Regions from separate parts of the Homo sapiens genome. Here region 1 is linked to region 2. A link is a loop called in an ENCODE intact Hi-C map of the cell type or tissue named here. Cell type or tissue: mammary epithelial cell. All regions are shown on one strand.

The links. A loop is a pair of places that touch in the nucleus more often than their neighbours do. Peaks named below come from ENCODE experiments on the same cell type or tissue, not always from the same donor. Only the 100,000 strongest peaks of a DNase experiment are listed, where the experiment ranks them.
Region 1: it touches region 2 in a loop (7-fold over the local background); 13 of 110 quality-filtered maps call a loop at or near these places.

What each region holds. Positions count from the first base shown.
Region 1 is chr5:151,681,659-151,689,658 of GRCh38, forward strand. It overlaps SPARC (secreted protein acidic and cysteine rich), which reads right to left and starts at 5,257. Exons shown (of 10, transcript NM_003118.4): 1 at 5,207-5,257. It overlaps CLMAT3 (colorectal liver metastasis associated transcript 3), which reads left to right. Exons shown (of 5, transcript NR_109873.1): 4 at 4,171-4,293; 5 at 4,724-6,252. RefSeq lists enhancers at 2,710-3,539, 4,368-5,197, 5,198-6,025. In mammary epithelial cell, a CTCF peak has its summit at 3,123; DNase peaks (open chromatin) are centred at 1,463, 3,533 and 5,333; H3K4me3 peaks cover 2,496 bases; H3K27ac peaks cover 3,707 bases.
Region 2 is chr5:151,737,598-151,745,597 of GRCh38, forward strand. It overlaps ATOX1 (antioxidant 1 copper chaperone), which reads right to left. Exons shown (of 4, transcript NM_004045.4): 4 at 5,225-5,362. Among named protein-coding and RNA genes, the nearest start is that of ATOX1-AS1, 11 kb to the right of the region's middle. RefSeq lists silencers at 2,551-2,845, 3,011-3,305, 3,071-3,365 and enhancers at 3,104-3,647, 3,105-3,154, 7,251-8,000. In mammary epithelial cell, CTCF peaks have their summits at 3,235 (motif pointing left), 5,411 (motif pointing left) and 7,876; DNase peaks (open chromatin) are centred at 3,484, 3,584, 4,244, 7,864 and 3 weaker places; H3K27ac peaks cover 4,974 bases.

The sequences.
Region 1 (8,000 bases), 56 kb before region 2:
AGGAGGGTAGATCACCTGAGGTCAGCAGTTCGAGACCAGCCTGGCCAACATGATGAAACCCCGTCTCTACTAAAAATACAAAAAATTAGCCGGGCATGGTGGCGGGCGCCTAAAATCCCAGCAACTCGGGAGGCTGAGGCAGGAGAGTCACTTGAACCTGGGAGGCAGAGGTTGCAGTGAGCCAAGATTGTGCCATTGCACTCTCGCCTGGGCAACAAGAGTGAAACTCCCTCTCAAAAAAATCCACAAAAAAGAAAAGCAGATAAAAGTGGAGTGGAGCTGAGGAGTGGGAGTCCTACACACAGGGACATTCCCTAAGATACCTTGGAACATCTGTACTTTCTCCTAGGAACACAATATGGAACCCTTAGGCAAGGTGGTCCTTTAGGTTCTTTTCAGCTCTGATTTTCCGGATCAACTTGGGCAGAAGCTTTTTAGAGCCTTACCTCTCTCCACTTGCCCCTTGACTCCCTGCTTCCACTTCTATTTCCTGCTGGAAGGAAAGACGCTAAAGGAAACTTTTAAGGTGTGGTAGCTAAAACTTAGGACTGGAGAGCTTCTGGGGCAACTCAGAGGTGGCTCCAGAGTTTGGGGCTGGAATCAGCCCGAGATTCCATAAAGACATCTGAGATGCCACATTTCACTGTGGCTAGCAGAGGCTGGGGTGGAGCTTCAGGCTTCATCCTTGGCTCCCTCTAGGGCACCGCTGCTGCATTGTGGTGACCACAAATGAAAGGATGAGAAATAACATCAAAGTGTCCAGGCTATTGCATCTGGAAAAGCCTCCGAGATCCCAAAGATAGCAAATATGTGGCATATGTGACAAACACGTGGCCTCCACCTACCCCTCCTGCACATGTGGCAGACATTACTAATCAATCGCTTGACCTCTTCTCCTAAAGCTTAGAGAGTCATCAGAATCCTGAACACAGTTCTTCTGACAGCCACTACCGATGAATTAGTGATGTTGTCAGGCCACATGAAACCTCTGTGTGCTGCCTCTTATTGTAGAGGTAGAGAAATTGAGGCTTAGAGAAGGAAAATACCTCACTGGAGGTCACACGGCAAGCTGGTGTCTAAGCCAAATTTCCAGATGTTCAAAAACATCCAGATGTTTGCTTTGCTTTTTTTATCTGATAGGTCTGAAATCCTAATGCCATGACTAACATCAAGATGACCCAGAGTGATCCCCAGATGAGAGAAGTTAATACCAAGTTTCTGAAAGAAACCAGCTCTGACAACAATTGTTGTCTATGTTCATGTTTTCCTTGCAGACATAAAGTTCTATAGCTTGATGGGTGAGAGCAGAGATGATTTCCTGTCTAAGCTGCCAGTTGAGGAGAGGCTGTTTCTCTAAATAATTCCGTCAAGTCACTACTTGCTGGCCCTGGCCCTGCACAGCCCAGCTGTCCCTGGGTTCAGGATTGAGGTTGGGAGGGAGGGAGGGAGGGAGGGAGGCATCAGGGTCTGTGCTGTAGAAACAAGGTCCTCAGGGTTGCTGAAAGCTCAAGGCTGGTTTTCCCTTCTCTCCTTTGAAACTGACGTTTGGGAGGGAGCCAGCTAGAAGCAAGGGAGCAGCCGCCTACAGGCACATCATGCAGGGCCTTTGGGCCTAATGACAAAGCCACGTGGGCTGGAATAGGCATTGCAGGCCAGCCAACGGGAGAGACAAAGTGCTGCTCACCACTTAGTATCCATGGGGCTTGTGTGCATAAGTGTGTTTCCAAACTGAACAAATGGGGATTGGGGGGGAAGGCAAGGTGAATATCAAAATGGCTCCAAACACGTGGAAGTTTGGCTCAGACGCCAGCTTGCTATGTGACCTCCAGTGAGTTATTTTCTCTTCCTGAGCCTCAGTTTCTCTCTCTCTGAGACATAGAGGTGGTTGGTGATAAATGTAGGTTACACGTCTGTCTCATTGTCATGATCCATATTATGTTTGACTGTGCATATGTTTGACTGTGCACATCCATCCATGTGTGGCTGCAAGTGGCGGTGTGTGTTTGTATACCTGATGGCATGTCTGTGTAAGTTACATACAGCCTGACTTAGCATCTGTCTGTTTCAGCCTGTAATAGGCGAGGGTCAGAATTTTCACATTCATTGAGATATATTCCTGGAACTTGTCTGTAAATCATTGTCATCCAGGAAGAGGTGTGTGAGTGAATGACTTTCTGTGTCTGCTCCTGTAATGAGGCACTTATTTTTAGCTGAGCCAGTGGGTGCCTGTTGATGAAATCGATGTTTATACTCTTCATCCCTATGGGTTTGTACCTGTCCCTGTTTATCTCTGCATATTTATCTACCTACATAAACAACTTCAAAAGCCAAATATTCTACTGTTTACCTCACATCCTCAGCTCTTTCCTTTCCTTCACCATTCTTTCTTATTTATAGCTTGTTTTCAGCAAGGAAAGCTGCTCTCATGAATAGCAAACCCCAGCCACACTGTTGATTGACAAATCTCTACAGATGGATAAGGATTACAGCATGATGGTTATGCAACTCAAGATCCCCTAGCCCATCTTTTCTTGTTTTCTTTTCAACTGGGGGTGCAGTAAGGCGGTGTTAAAAATGCAGGCAAGCTATTCCTTTGAATAAAAGCGGTATCTGGGATTTAGGTTTATAGGACTTCAGAGTTAGAAGGGTGCCTGGGAAATCATCTAGCTTAGAAACTCTATTTAACAGTTTGGGAAACTGCAGCCTCAAGAGAGGAAGTGTCTTTCCCAATGTCAGGCACTGGGAGTTAGAACACACTTTTTTTTTTTTTTTTCACCCTTGGCCAATGCTTTTCCTACATAGAGGGCACAACAGTCTTGGGAAATACACAAGAAGTTCCCCAAATCAAAATGAAGATAAACAATATTATGATTTTAAAATTTTTCCTGTCAGTACTTCTAGTAAAGGAAAGTTCTATACAAACCCCAAGATGATGGAGCTGCCAGGAAAAAAAAAAAAAAAAAAAGCTGAGAATGATTTCACTAGGTCTTTGGATGCCTTTAATCCATCAGTTCTAAAACCCTTTGCATTATGAGGGAATGCCACAATTCGCAAAGTGCTTCCCTGTGCATTATCCCATTTCTTCTACACACTATCTACCCCCTAGAGGTGGCTGCTGTTACTGTTCTTTAACTGTAGAGGGAATGGGGCCCAGAAAGAAGTATTAGTTCAAGGTCAAATGGTACCTTCAGGGCACAGCCAGAGCTAAAACCCAGGTCTTCAAACACCCTTGCAAGGAGATTATCATGGCCCAAGGCTTCCCCGGAATCCTGAGAGATCACAAGGGCAGGGCCTAGAATTTGCTGCAGGCCTTGAATTTGGGGGTGGGGTACGTTCAGACTGATGTTCTTAGAGGGTTTCAAGGGTCCCCTCCAGCCAGCAGGCAGAGACCCTGAAAAAAAGGTTACCGTGGCAACTCGCATTCCTCGGAGAGTGAGTCAGGCAGAGAAGAGCCTTCTGGTGGGTGGGACTTGGAGAAAGTTTCAAAAGTTGATTCCTTCTCCAGGCAACCCCCTTCTTCTCCTCCCTCCCCCTCTTTGCTCTAGGCTATGTCGATGTGGCAGCTGATAGCTGAGAGTTAACTCTCTCTTTCCTCAACCACTCCCTTTTCAGAAGGCTTCATCCTCCAGCAAATACACACATTTGTTACCAGTCCTCACTCCATCCCCACGTCATGCCCTCTAATCCATTTGAGAATATCTTAAAGCTGAAAGCTGTGACCACCCATATTCATCCTCTCTCTCTCTCTCTCTCCCTCTCTCTCTCACACACACACACACACACACACACACACACACACAGTGCATACAATTTTTAGGGGCTTAGAGATGGCTTGAGGCCCATTCAAAGACCACTCCATAGACCCTGGTTAAGAAATCTTCCTTTGAATATTTTAGAGGACACAAAGCACCCCAAAGAGCCTTCAGTTTCAGCCTTCTTTCATTACAGATGGGGCACTAAATCCAGGGGAGACACTTACCTAAGATCACACATAAAATGCATGCCCGAAGCCTGTGTCCTACTTCTGCTTTGCTTCTCACTAAACCACCAGCACTTGGGGCGTATAGAAATTTAACTCTAAAGCATTACTAGAGAAAACATTTTCTCTAATGAAAAAAATGCTGTCCTTTCCTGAGGAAAATGCATGCCTCTCTGTTCCCTTTTGGGCAGACTGGGAATCCTGGAAGACATAACTCATCCCAGTGCCCCCCTTCCCTTGGAGTCCTTGGAGTCCCTTTCCCTAAGGAAGTCCACTTGACAGCCAGTTCACGGAGCCAGTGGCGGCGAAGAAAGGTAGTGGATTTGTCTGAAGAAGAACTGACACCCTGACAGGCTGGACACTAGTCTTGGGTGGATTACGGAAGGGGACCCTGGAATTCTCTCCCTCTTCCCTTCCCCCTTTCCCCCTTCTGAGAATATCTCCCCCAGCACACTCCACCTCCCATTACACCCATGTCTTGGTTGACGATATCTGATGTCTGGGTTTTCAGATCTAGATAAACTAAGGGCTACTGCCTGTGTTTACCATCCCAAGGAACTCAGGACAGGAACAACACCTAACCCAAGACTGAGGTTGTGATGGTGCCATTTCAGGCAGAATGGTGCTGAAATTTGTGTATTGGGGGGACGGAAGGTGGTGTTTGGGAGTGAGGAGAATTAGAGGAAAACAGAAGGCTTCCCAGAGGTGTGGATTAATGGTGAAGCCTCCCCCTTTGCCTTTCAGAGATCAACTGATTGTTCGTGCAAAGTCCCTTTTGGAAAACAGAACCCCTGACCGAGATCTGGAGGACAGACTCCGGTTGCTGGCCAGGTCCCTGTGGCAGCTGTGATGGGATCAGATTCCCAGGAAAGGAGGAGGCTGCCACATTTGCAAAGGGAGCAAAGAGGACAGGCAGGCAGCCTCTGAAACCAGAGACAGACACAGAGAAAAACAGAGAGTGAGAAAATGCTCCCCCGAAGACATAGTGAGATTATTTTCTGTAAACCTGTAAGGGAAGACAAAGTTACACAGTGAGTCCACCTTCTGAAAAGCAACAGGCAGACAGGACCGAGGGCCATGCTCTTAAGGGGAGCCGTGATGGAGCCGGGAGGAGAGGCGCATCCTCAGCAGAGCTTCCCTCCCTTGCACACGAGCTGACGGCGTGAACGGGGGTGTCGGGGTTGGTGCAACTATAGAAGGGAAAGGCTGGGCGGGGGTCACACATACCTCAGTGGCAGGCAGGCAGGCGGCAGGCAGAGCGCGCTCTCCGGGCAGTCTGAAGGACCGCGGGAATGTGGAGGGGTTTAGAGACAGGCAACAGGAAACCACTCAGAGCTCTGGGCTGGGTCTATCTCCCCTCCACCCCGTGGTCCCTCCTCCTCCTGTCTCCTCCTTCCCCCGGCCTCCTCCTTCTCCCATAGCCAAAGCTGTCTCTGTCTTTCATTTCTTTCCTCCTCTTTTTGCGGTGGGCTGTCCTGACCAAACGTCCCAACCCTGCCTGCCTCATCTGTTCCGGGGCTGCTGCCTAAACCGACTCACAGAGTGCCAGGGCTGGACAGGCCTGGAGGGATGACCCAGAACAGCCTCTTTCTTGTTCAGAGGGCAAGTGAGGCCTGGAGACTGCAAGGAATTACCCAATGGCCCCCAGGGGCAGAACCAGGCCCAAGTGTCTTGATCTTCTAACCAGTGAGCTTTACAGGAGTCCTCCCTAATATTAGGCAATGCTGAGAAGGGCCAAGCAATTCAAGGGGGTTGTATTTGCCACAAAGGCAAGGCCAGGACTTACCACTGTACAGACAAGACAAGCTGCTACTAGTGGTATCATCCTTGATGATTTGGAACTGGTCTTAAAAAAAAAAATCCCACTCAAACTCCACTTGTACCACTAATAGACACATAAGGGATTAGACATCTAGCTGGTGGACCTGTGCCACCAGTATTGAACAGATAAGGTAATTGATGATATTGATGATAATCATAGGAGTAACAATAGCCAAAGTTTACTGAGGATTTAATAATCTTCACAGCAACCCCTTATCTTAGGCATTGTAATTATGACCATTTTAATAATAAGGAAACATAGATGCTAAGTAACTTGCCTATGATCACCTGGCAAAAAGTGGTATGAGAGGGCTGATTCTACGTTTCAACTTGGGTCACTCCTGTTATATATGAACTGCTCAGTGCAACAGGTCTTGGTTGAATGTTTATTTTGTGCCTAACACTCTGGGAGGTATGAGAATTAATAAATACCTGGTCCTTGTCCTCAAAAAGTTTTGTGGTTTCCGGTTTTTTTGTTTGTTTGTTTTGTTTTGTTTTGAGACAGAGTCTCACTCACTCTGTCGCCCAGGCTGGAGTGCAGTGGTATGATTTCGGCTCACTGCAACCTCTGCCTCCCGGGTTCAAGCAATTATCGCGCCTCAGCCTCCAGAGTAGCTGGGATTACAGGCGCACATGCCACAACACCCAGCTAATTTATTGTATTTTTAGTAGAAATGGGGTTTCAACATGTTGCCCAGGCTGGTCTCGAACTCCTGAGCTTGGGCAATCCGAATGCCTTGGCTTCCCAAAGTGCTAGGATTACAGGCGTGAGCCACCGCACCCAGCTTAGCTTTGTGGTTTCTTAAATTCTTTTTTAATTTTTTTAGACGAGTTAAGTGCAGAACTGAGAAGGGAAAAAAAGTACAAGGAATTCAATCTGTGACTGTGAACAATCAATCGAGATAACTCACTATTCAAGGAGCTTTGGATCTTGCTGAAAGGTTGTGCCTTACACATACACCCACTTACATGAGTGGTACAGACTCTAAGGCTTATCCCAGGGCTTCAGATTGGTGGATTCCTGAAAGAGGTGGACCTGGAAGCATGGGTTGGGTTTGAATACCATGGAAAGGAAGAAGGCAGAGAACACCCTCATGATACACTTCCATCCGCTGTGGCCCCTGTCTCTCTTGCCATTCTCTCCTCCTACCACTGTCCTCTGTGCCCACGCTGCTCCAGCCATGCCAACTTCCTTCCAGTCCTTCAACTACCCCAAAGCTTCTCCCACCCCAGGATTTTTTTTTTTTTTTTGAGACAGACTCTCACTTTGTTGCCCAGGCTGGAGGGCTGTGGCGCAATCTCAACTCACTGCAACCTCCACCTCCTGGGTTCAAGTGATTCTGCTGCCTCAGCCTCTCAAGAAGCTGGGATTACAGGCATGCACCACCACACCAGGCTAATTTTTGTATTTTTAGTAGAGACAGGGTTTCACCATGTTGGCCAGACTGGTCTCGAACTCCTGACCACAAGTGATCCGCCCGCCTTGGCCTCTCTAAGTGTTGGGATTACAAGTCTGAGCCACCATGCCCAGTATCTTTGCATTTGCTCTTACCTCTGCCAGAGACACTCTTCCACCTGATTTTCCTGTGCCTATTCTAATGTCACCTCCTTAGGGCCACTCAATCTACTTGCCTCTCTCACAGGCACAGTTCATCGCCTTACACTGTTTTATTTCCTCCCCATCACCTGTCATTCTCAGAAACCATTTGTTTCCCCAACTAGACAGAAGCTTGGTGAGAGCAGGGACTTCACATGTCTGTTTACTGCTTTGTTCCCAGCATGTTGACCAGTGCCCCACACAAAGCTGGCTTGCAATATTTTATTCAATAAATATATGAACTTCCGACTTGCCCATCTGAAAAAAGAGAGGGTTGTCTTTTACTAGGGTTCCAGCCTGGAACACTGCCCCACACCCAAGAGACCCTCAAACCACTAAAGTGGAATATAAAAGTTAGGGTGTTTGGTCCTTTTGAGAACCTAAAGGAAGCAATGAACTTTCTCTGCAGAAAAATCCACAAACACCCAAGAAGGAGTCTTCTCCAAATGACCCCCAAGGGCCGGGTGCAGTAGTATGTTCCTGGAGTCCCAGCTACTCTGAGGCTGAAGCAGGAGGATTGCTTAAGGCCAGAAGCCTGAGACTAGCCTCGGTGACAGAGCAAGATGCTGTCTGTAATAATAATAAAATAATAATAATAATAAT
Region 2 (8,000 bases):
GCAGAGCCAGCATTCTTATGCAACATACAGCCTACTTCTAGGCATCCGGGGATTTAGATCCTTGGAGCCCATGATAAACAGACCAATGGGAGGTGACATCCTTATTTTTAGAGGCTTTGATTTTATTGCAAGGCCCTAGTCAGCAGTCATGAGATTTACCTAGGGACATGAAGACTTTCCTTCTCCGAAGAAGCAGATTAGAAAACTTGTCTTCTTAAACTAAGTGGCCACAGCCCTTAAAGACATGGAAATCTAAAAGAAGCTCTGATGGGCACTCCCAAGAAATTACAGACTTGGGTCTTTTAGAGACTGGCACTAATTAAAGGCGAAAGTCATGGAGAGGGCGGTGACCTGAACAACCATTCACCTCCCACATGGCACAATCTTGAGGTTCCATTTTACTTTTCTTAATCTGCCAGGGTTGAAAGAATCTAGATCTGAAATTTTTCAGACTTCAGTTTTCAAACTTCAAGTCGTATAATTGTGACTTTTTGGCCAAACAGAAAGTTTTATTTGTGGAATGTCATTATCAAGAATGAGGCACATGAAGATCTTTAATTCTCACCATGGTCAGAGTACTGTTATGACCTCCATTTTCCAGATAAGGAAACTGAGTTGCACAAAAGAATCAGGAACTTTCCCAAGGTCACACAGTTTTTAAGTGGTGAAGGAATTTAAATCCGGATCTGCTGAAGTCCAGAACGTGGCTTAGTACCACTGGGGCTGTAGGAGGAAGCCCAGTAGATAAAACTGTGAGTTGGGCCAGGCACAGTGGCTCACGTCTGTAATCCCAGCACTTCGGGAGGCCAAGGAGGGATGATCACTTGAACCCAGGAGTTCAAGGCTGCAGTGAGCCGTAATTGCACCACTGCATTCCAGCCTGGGCCAAAGAGCAAGGCCCCATCTCTAAAAAATAAAAACAAATTAAAAGATACAAATAAAATGATGAGTTAAGCTGCCTCGGTTTGGGTTTGGGTGTGTTGGTTTCGAAGAGGCCAGCTCATTGAGACTTCCCCTTGTGCCCTGTAGGGCCCTTGGAAAGCTTGATAGCACCAGAGCAGTTAAAAAAACTGGAAACAAATGTCCTTCAACAGAGGAATGAATCACACCTTCTGGTATATTCATTCAACGGAATACTTACTACTCAGTGATAAAAAGATAACATTTCAAAATAATTATGCTGAATGAAAAAGCTAGACAAAAATGGAGCATACCGTGTGATTGCATCTATATAAAACTCTAGAAAATGCAAACTAATCAATAGTGACAGTAAGCAGATCAGTGCTTACTTGGGGGCAAGGAGAGGGTGGGAGGGATTACCAAGAGGTGCCAGGAAACTTTTTAGGTGATTAATATGGTCACTATCTTGATTGTGGTGATGGTTTCATGAGTGTGTGTGTGTGTGTGTGTGTGTGTTAGATATGTATGTATCTTAATTATACACTTTATTCTTTAGGTAGGAGATAGCAAAAAAAAAGTTTACACTTTAAATATGTGCAGTTTATTGAATGAAATTACACCTCAAAAAAGCAGTTAAAAAAAAACTTCAGCTGGGTGTGGTGGCTCATGCCTGTAATCCCAATACTTTGGGAGGCTGAGGTGGGCAGATCGCTTGATCACATGAGTTTGAGACCAGCCTGGGCAACATGGTGAAACCTCGTCTCTAAATATATATATATATATAAATTAGTTGGGCATGGTGGTGTGTGCCTGTGGTCCCAGCTACTTGGGAGGCTAAGGTGGGAGGATTGCTTGAGCCCGGGAGGCGGAGATTGCAGTGAATGGAGATTGTGCCACTGCATTCCAGCCTGAGTAACAGAGACCCTGTCTCAGAAAAAGAAAAACAACAACAATAACACACACACACACACACACACACACACACACACCCCACTTCAAAATTCAAAAGATTTGCTCAAGCTCACTCAGCACGCTGATGGGGAGCCAGGCCAGGCCAGAGCTCCCCCTGTGGCTCACACCACTGTGAGGAAGGAAGCCTCCCCCACATACAGCCCCCAGGCTTCACCCTGTACTGAGGGCCAGGTGGTTTCTCTCCAGTCATGGTAATGTGGGTACTGGACAAGCCCGGGCTCTGGCCACCAGGCAAATGGGTAGGTCAACAAGGCAAAGTTGGTGGGAGCTTCACCCCATCAAGCCCAGAAACAAGGGCTGGTTACTGGGAACACCCTAGGGTAGGCTGTACTCACAACCAGGAATCTTTGACAAAAATATAAACCTGCTAGAAAGATTAGAAGAGACAATCTCTTCCTTTGTCAAATTATCTGGACCAACACCTACTGAGCATCTACCATGTGTGAGGGTCTGTCCTAGCTCACTATCTTATGCAGTCTAGGTAAGGATGGAATGAGATAAATGCAAGGGCATGACACACTAAATAGGCATCCCCCAAATAGTAGCCATTACTCATCTATCAAATATCCCCTAAGTCCTTGCTCTGTGTGCAGAGGGAACAGATACTTGGGCTGATCCTCGAGGCCAGGAAAGATACGTGGACAGAAAGCTTTGCCACAACACTGAAATTTGTGTGATAAATGCTTTGAGGGCCAAGAGGAGAAATAAATTACTTCCAGCTGTGGAGAGGTTTCATGGAGGCTGTGGTATGCAAGGGAGGGAAAGGAATTTGTATATGGAGACAAGGGAGGCTGGTGGAGGAGATCATTCCGCTTACAGGGGGCAGGCAGCATGAATAAAAGCAAGGCACCTGAGGAGCGGGCTGGCTGGCTGCAGCGAGGAGTGAGAAAGCCTGGAAGGGTGGGCTGGGGCCAAGTGCACAGGGAAGCCTCGGAGAAATACGTGGCCACGTCTGCTCCCCACCCCCACCCCTGCAGAAGCCTGAGCTCCGCTGTGTGATTCATTCATTCCGTGGACAGCCAGCTGGGCTGATGGCAGGCGTGGGAGCTTCCCTAATGCCTCTGTGGCCTTGGAAGAACAGAGCCAAGTGCCTCAGCTAGAAACTTGGATTTCAGCTGGGGGTGGTGGTATAGAGAGAACTCAAAGGAAATGAACCCCTCTGAGAAGCACTCACTCTAAGAGACACCAGTGTCTCAACTCTTGGGCGTTCCCAGTGGGCCAGCCAGACCTCCTAGGGCAACTGAAAATGGAAAAAATCCTCAAGTTTGTTCTCTCAGAGCCCAGAGAAACTTTTTTTTAGAAGAAACTGTCTTAAACGTCTCTGTGGATGGTCAAGTCCAGGAGACACTGCCATCTGGTGGTCAAGAAACACATTTACCTGGTGGGCTGGGAAGGAGTCCCTGCACCCCGGAGGGGCCACGAAGGCAGAAATGGCCCTGAGATTTGTTTAGTACTTTCATAATGGGATAGAAAGGGATGGAAATTATGCTTGCAACCAGTTTAGAGTTGAAATAAAGTGTTATTTCTGGCTACTCAGTTCCCCGAGGTGCAGCAATTATGCATTGGGCAGATGAGGAAACTGTCCATGAGATAGATGAGGTGGCTGCTTCCATGTCTGAGCTGGTCAAATGCAGAGCCAGATCTTATTCCAGTCTCCAGCAGCCCTGGGTCCCCAGTAAGTGCCCAATAAATGGCTAAAGTGGTGATTCTCAACATGTGACCCCCAAGAGCCTTTCAGAAGGCACATGAGGTTCAATTTAAAAGCTTCTGTAAGATGCCTTTTCCTCCTTAACAATTGTACGGTAAAGTTTTCTAGAGTCTAAAGGAATGCAGTGACTTCATCTAGTCCTAATGACTAATGGGATGTGTGCCTGGGTATTTTTGTTTTAAAAATTCCTGTTTTAATTTCTAATGTAGTATAACCCACATAACCAAAACTGTTTGATAATAATTTTTAAATTTTTTTTGAGACAGAGTTTCACTCTTTCACCCAGGCTGCAGTGAAGTGGTGCAATCTTGGCTCACTGCAACCTCCACCCCCCGGGTTCAAGCGATTCTCCTGCCTCAGCCTCCCGAGTACATGGGATTACAGGCATGTGCCACCACGCCCGACTAACTTTTGTATTTTTAGTAGAGACGGGGTTTCACCATGTTGGCCAGGCTGGTCCCAAACTCTTGACTTCAGGTAATCCACCTGCCTCGGCCTCCCAAAGTGCTAGGATTACAGACGTGAGCCACTGCACCCAGCCGAGATCCTCAAAAATTTTTAAGAGTATATAAGATCTACTCAGGAGGCTGAAGCAGGAGGATTACTTGATCCCGGAAGTTAGAGGTTACAGTGAGCTATGATCATGCCACTGCATTCCAACCTGACTAGTCTCAGCCTGACTTAGCCTGACTGGAATTCAAATGGCCATTTTGACAGATTTTTGACTAATGAAATATTTTAAAAATGAGTGGCAGCCAGGTGCAGTGGCTCATGCCTGTAATCCCAGAACTTTCGGAGGCTGAGGCAGGTGGATCACCTGAGGGCAGGAGTTCAAGCCCCTTTGGGAGGCCAAGGCAGGAGGATTGCTTGAGCTCAGCAGTTCAAGACCAACCTGGGCAACATAGCAAAACCCCATTTCTAGAAAAAAACTAAAAAAAAAACAAGGTTAACTGGGCATGATGACATGTGCCTGTAGTGCCAGCTACTTGGGAGGCTAAGGTGGGAGTATTGCTTGAGCCCGGGAGGTCAAAACTGCAGTGAGCCCTGATTGCGCCACTGCACTCCAGCCTGGGTGACAGAGTGAAACCCCATCTCAAAACAAACAAACAAAAAGCCAAAAATGAATCACTAATATTTTCTGAGTGATTTTTTAACCAGCAATCACTGCTGTAATTAATTTACATGTTTCATTTCATTTAATCCCCACAACCACCATTTGCAGTAGATGCTATCATCACATTTTGTCTGTGGACACTGAGAGGTTAAGTGGCCCAGCTAGGAGGTACTGGAGCTTGAACTCTATCCCAGGCAGTTTGTCTCCACAGCCTCTTCCTACTATTCCACTTGCTTAACATTTGATAATCTCTTGTGCAATTCACTTGATAGACAAATTTTTTCAAAATATAGAGTCTATGAAACTGGTGAAAAGAAAGGGGATCACTGTTCTGGGTCAATGCCTCCACTTTATAGGTGAGGAAAAAATGAGGCCCAGAGAGGGGAAGTGATTTGCTAAAGATCACACAGCAAAGAATCAGAATCTACAGGGTGTCTGACTCCCAGGTGGGAACTCTCAAAACTCCAACCCAAGTAAGCATAACCACCTACATGTGAGCAAGCAACACCAAGACCAGGCAAGACAACATCTCCAACAAAAGCAGCTTGATTTTATTGCAGGGAAGCTAGGAAGGAATAGGACAACTGAGGGTCTCCGCAGGAACACCATCACCCGGCATGACTGCCAAGTCCCAGGTCTGTCTGGAAGCCAGCGGGAGGATCAGCATCCTAGGAAAGATGGAAAGTTAGATGGAACAAAGGTGCCATCTGGTGTGGACATAGCGACATTGCAAAGGCAATAAATGCACTAAGAGACAGGGGTGACGCAGGGGTGCACTAAGAGTCTTGCACTAAAAGGCAGGGGTGAGGTGGAAAACGCAGGGTGCAGATGCAGGAGCAGGACTAGAGCCCCAGTGTCCAGCCCTGCACACTGCTCCCATGAAGTCTGTTATACTTAGGTTGGCTGGAACGCATTAACCTTGCTAAGCCAATCACTGCCAAAGCCCTCTTCTGGGGAATTTCCAGGGCTGCCAGGATACCCAGTCAACAGCACTCTCTATCCTGTTACAGGTTGGAAAGGCAATGAACAAAATCATGGCAAATAAATCTGCCAAGAGTCAGATGATCAAGGTGACTTCAAAACCAATAAACACTCTATCTTTGAGGTTCCCAAGCCTGGCTTCAAATCAGTCACTGAGGAGCCTCTTAAAACAGACTTCAAAGACATGCTGCCTGAGCATGTGGACTAAAGCTGGCTTATTGGGTGATTCTTACTGAGTACTGTGCATCTGAATTTCCAGGAGCCTTTCCAAACAATACATGGTTACTGAAATATGTACAGGTAAGATTGCATGATGTCTAGAATTTGCTTCAAAATAATCTGGGCAGGAGGGAGTGGGCATGATGTCTAGAATTTGCTTCAAAATAATCTGGGTGTTTCATCACCCAGATGAAACAATGAGGACAGTGGAGTTTCTAATCCAAGATGTGTGCATTAGGGCTCCCCCACATGGATACAGATAGCTCCAGAAGAGTTTTTTTCCTTCTCTTCCTTAATTCCTTCTTGTCACAGAGCACTTTTATCAAAAAATAACAGGCCTTGGTGAAATAAATACTAACTGTTGGATCTGAGTGACGGGTACTTGGGGATTCATTCTATTACTCTACTTACACATGTTTGAAACTTCCTATCATAAAAAATCTAAAGTAGATTAAAAGTACCATGAAAATTATTAAGTATTGGAAGGAATGATTTACAACACATGCTATGACTTGAATGAATCTTGAAAACATTATGCTACATGGAAAAAGGCAGACACAAAAAGGTCACATATAATGTAATTCTTTTTATATGACATGTCCAGGGTAGGCAAATCCAGAGTAGCAGAAAGCAAATTAGTGGCTGCCAGGGGATGGAGAGATGGGTAGTGGGGAGTGACTTCTTAATGGATACAGGGTGTGTTTCTGAGATGATGAAAAAATTTTGAAACTAGAGAGAGATGGTGGTCATACAACATTGTGAACACACCAAATGCCACTAAATGATAGACTTTAACCCATTTATGCCTAGTGTTCCATTATTGGAACGCTAAGCTTGCAGGAGTTATTTATATCCTACTGTTCAAGGTCATCACCAAGGTTTGATTTTTCACATAAAAAACTTTGCAATATTCAGCATAAATGGGTTAAAATAGTTATTATGTCTTGTGAATTTCATCTCAATAAAATAACATGAGAAAACATGTTTTCTATGAGAAAAACACATTAAGCTACACATGGTTTACATCCAACAGATATTACTTTTTTAGTTAAAAAAGTTCGTATGCCCAGGCCTGGAGTTTCTAATCCAAGATGTGTGCATTAGGGCTCCCCATGTATATAGCTAGTTCAGGAAGAGTATTTTTTTCCTTCTCTGCCTCCATTCCTTCTTGTTACAGAGCGTTTTTATAAAATACAGTCTTACGGGAAGCCCAATATGACACAGGACCGTTTGGGAGCTATGGAGGGTCCAAAGCCCCATCCACTCACCCTCCCTACAAAACCCTAGGGGTGGAGGAATGATGTAAGAAACACTGTTCTTCAACATGCTGGAAACCGCTGATGTTTTACTTCCCTAGAGGATAAACTTTCATATGTGGAGAGATTGCACAGCAGTCCCCACAAGGCAGGAAAGCAGGTTGGAGGTTTTAGCCCCATTTTACCGATGGGAAGACCAAATCTCTGTAATGTAAAAAGTCCCCAAAGTCAGTGTGAAATGAGGAAAGTTGGAATTAGAATCCTAGATTCCTCATTATTCATCCTGGGTTCATTCCTGAATATGGGTTCTATCTATGGATGGAAAGTGCATGACGAAAACAGATGCATCTGACATCTTGTAACTTGCATGTGATGTTACCACATACACAGAACACTGCTATGACTCAGGTTCCAAATGTATGCCTTTGGGAAGGAGGCTATCCTCAAAGAGGACCTACCAGTCAGTGTGGCTAGCCTCTGTCCAGGGGGTCTCTGTGGGCCCATTCACAGGGACAATGCCACCAGTAACAGTTACAGAACTCCGATTCAGGATATCTGACTTTCTTCCTGCCTCTGCTACTCACCAGGGTGGGACTCTGGTTGAATCACTTCCCCTCTCTTGGCCTCATTTTTCTCAGTCACGTCAGGGCACCAAACCACATCAGAGGTGTGGCGATCATTGTAATTCACGAGTCAAATGCACTACATGGGCAGTGGCAGCCAGGAGTGCCCTGCTGAGACTGTGGCTGGATCAATGAGTAAGGTCTGCCTGGTTCCAGAGCGAAGAGTGCTGGCACAGTGCCCCTTACTGCATCACTGGATTACATAAAAGTGAAGGGAACATCTAGCT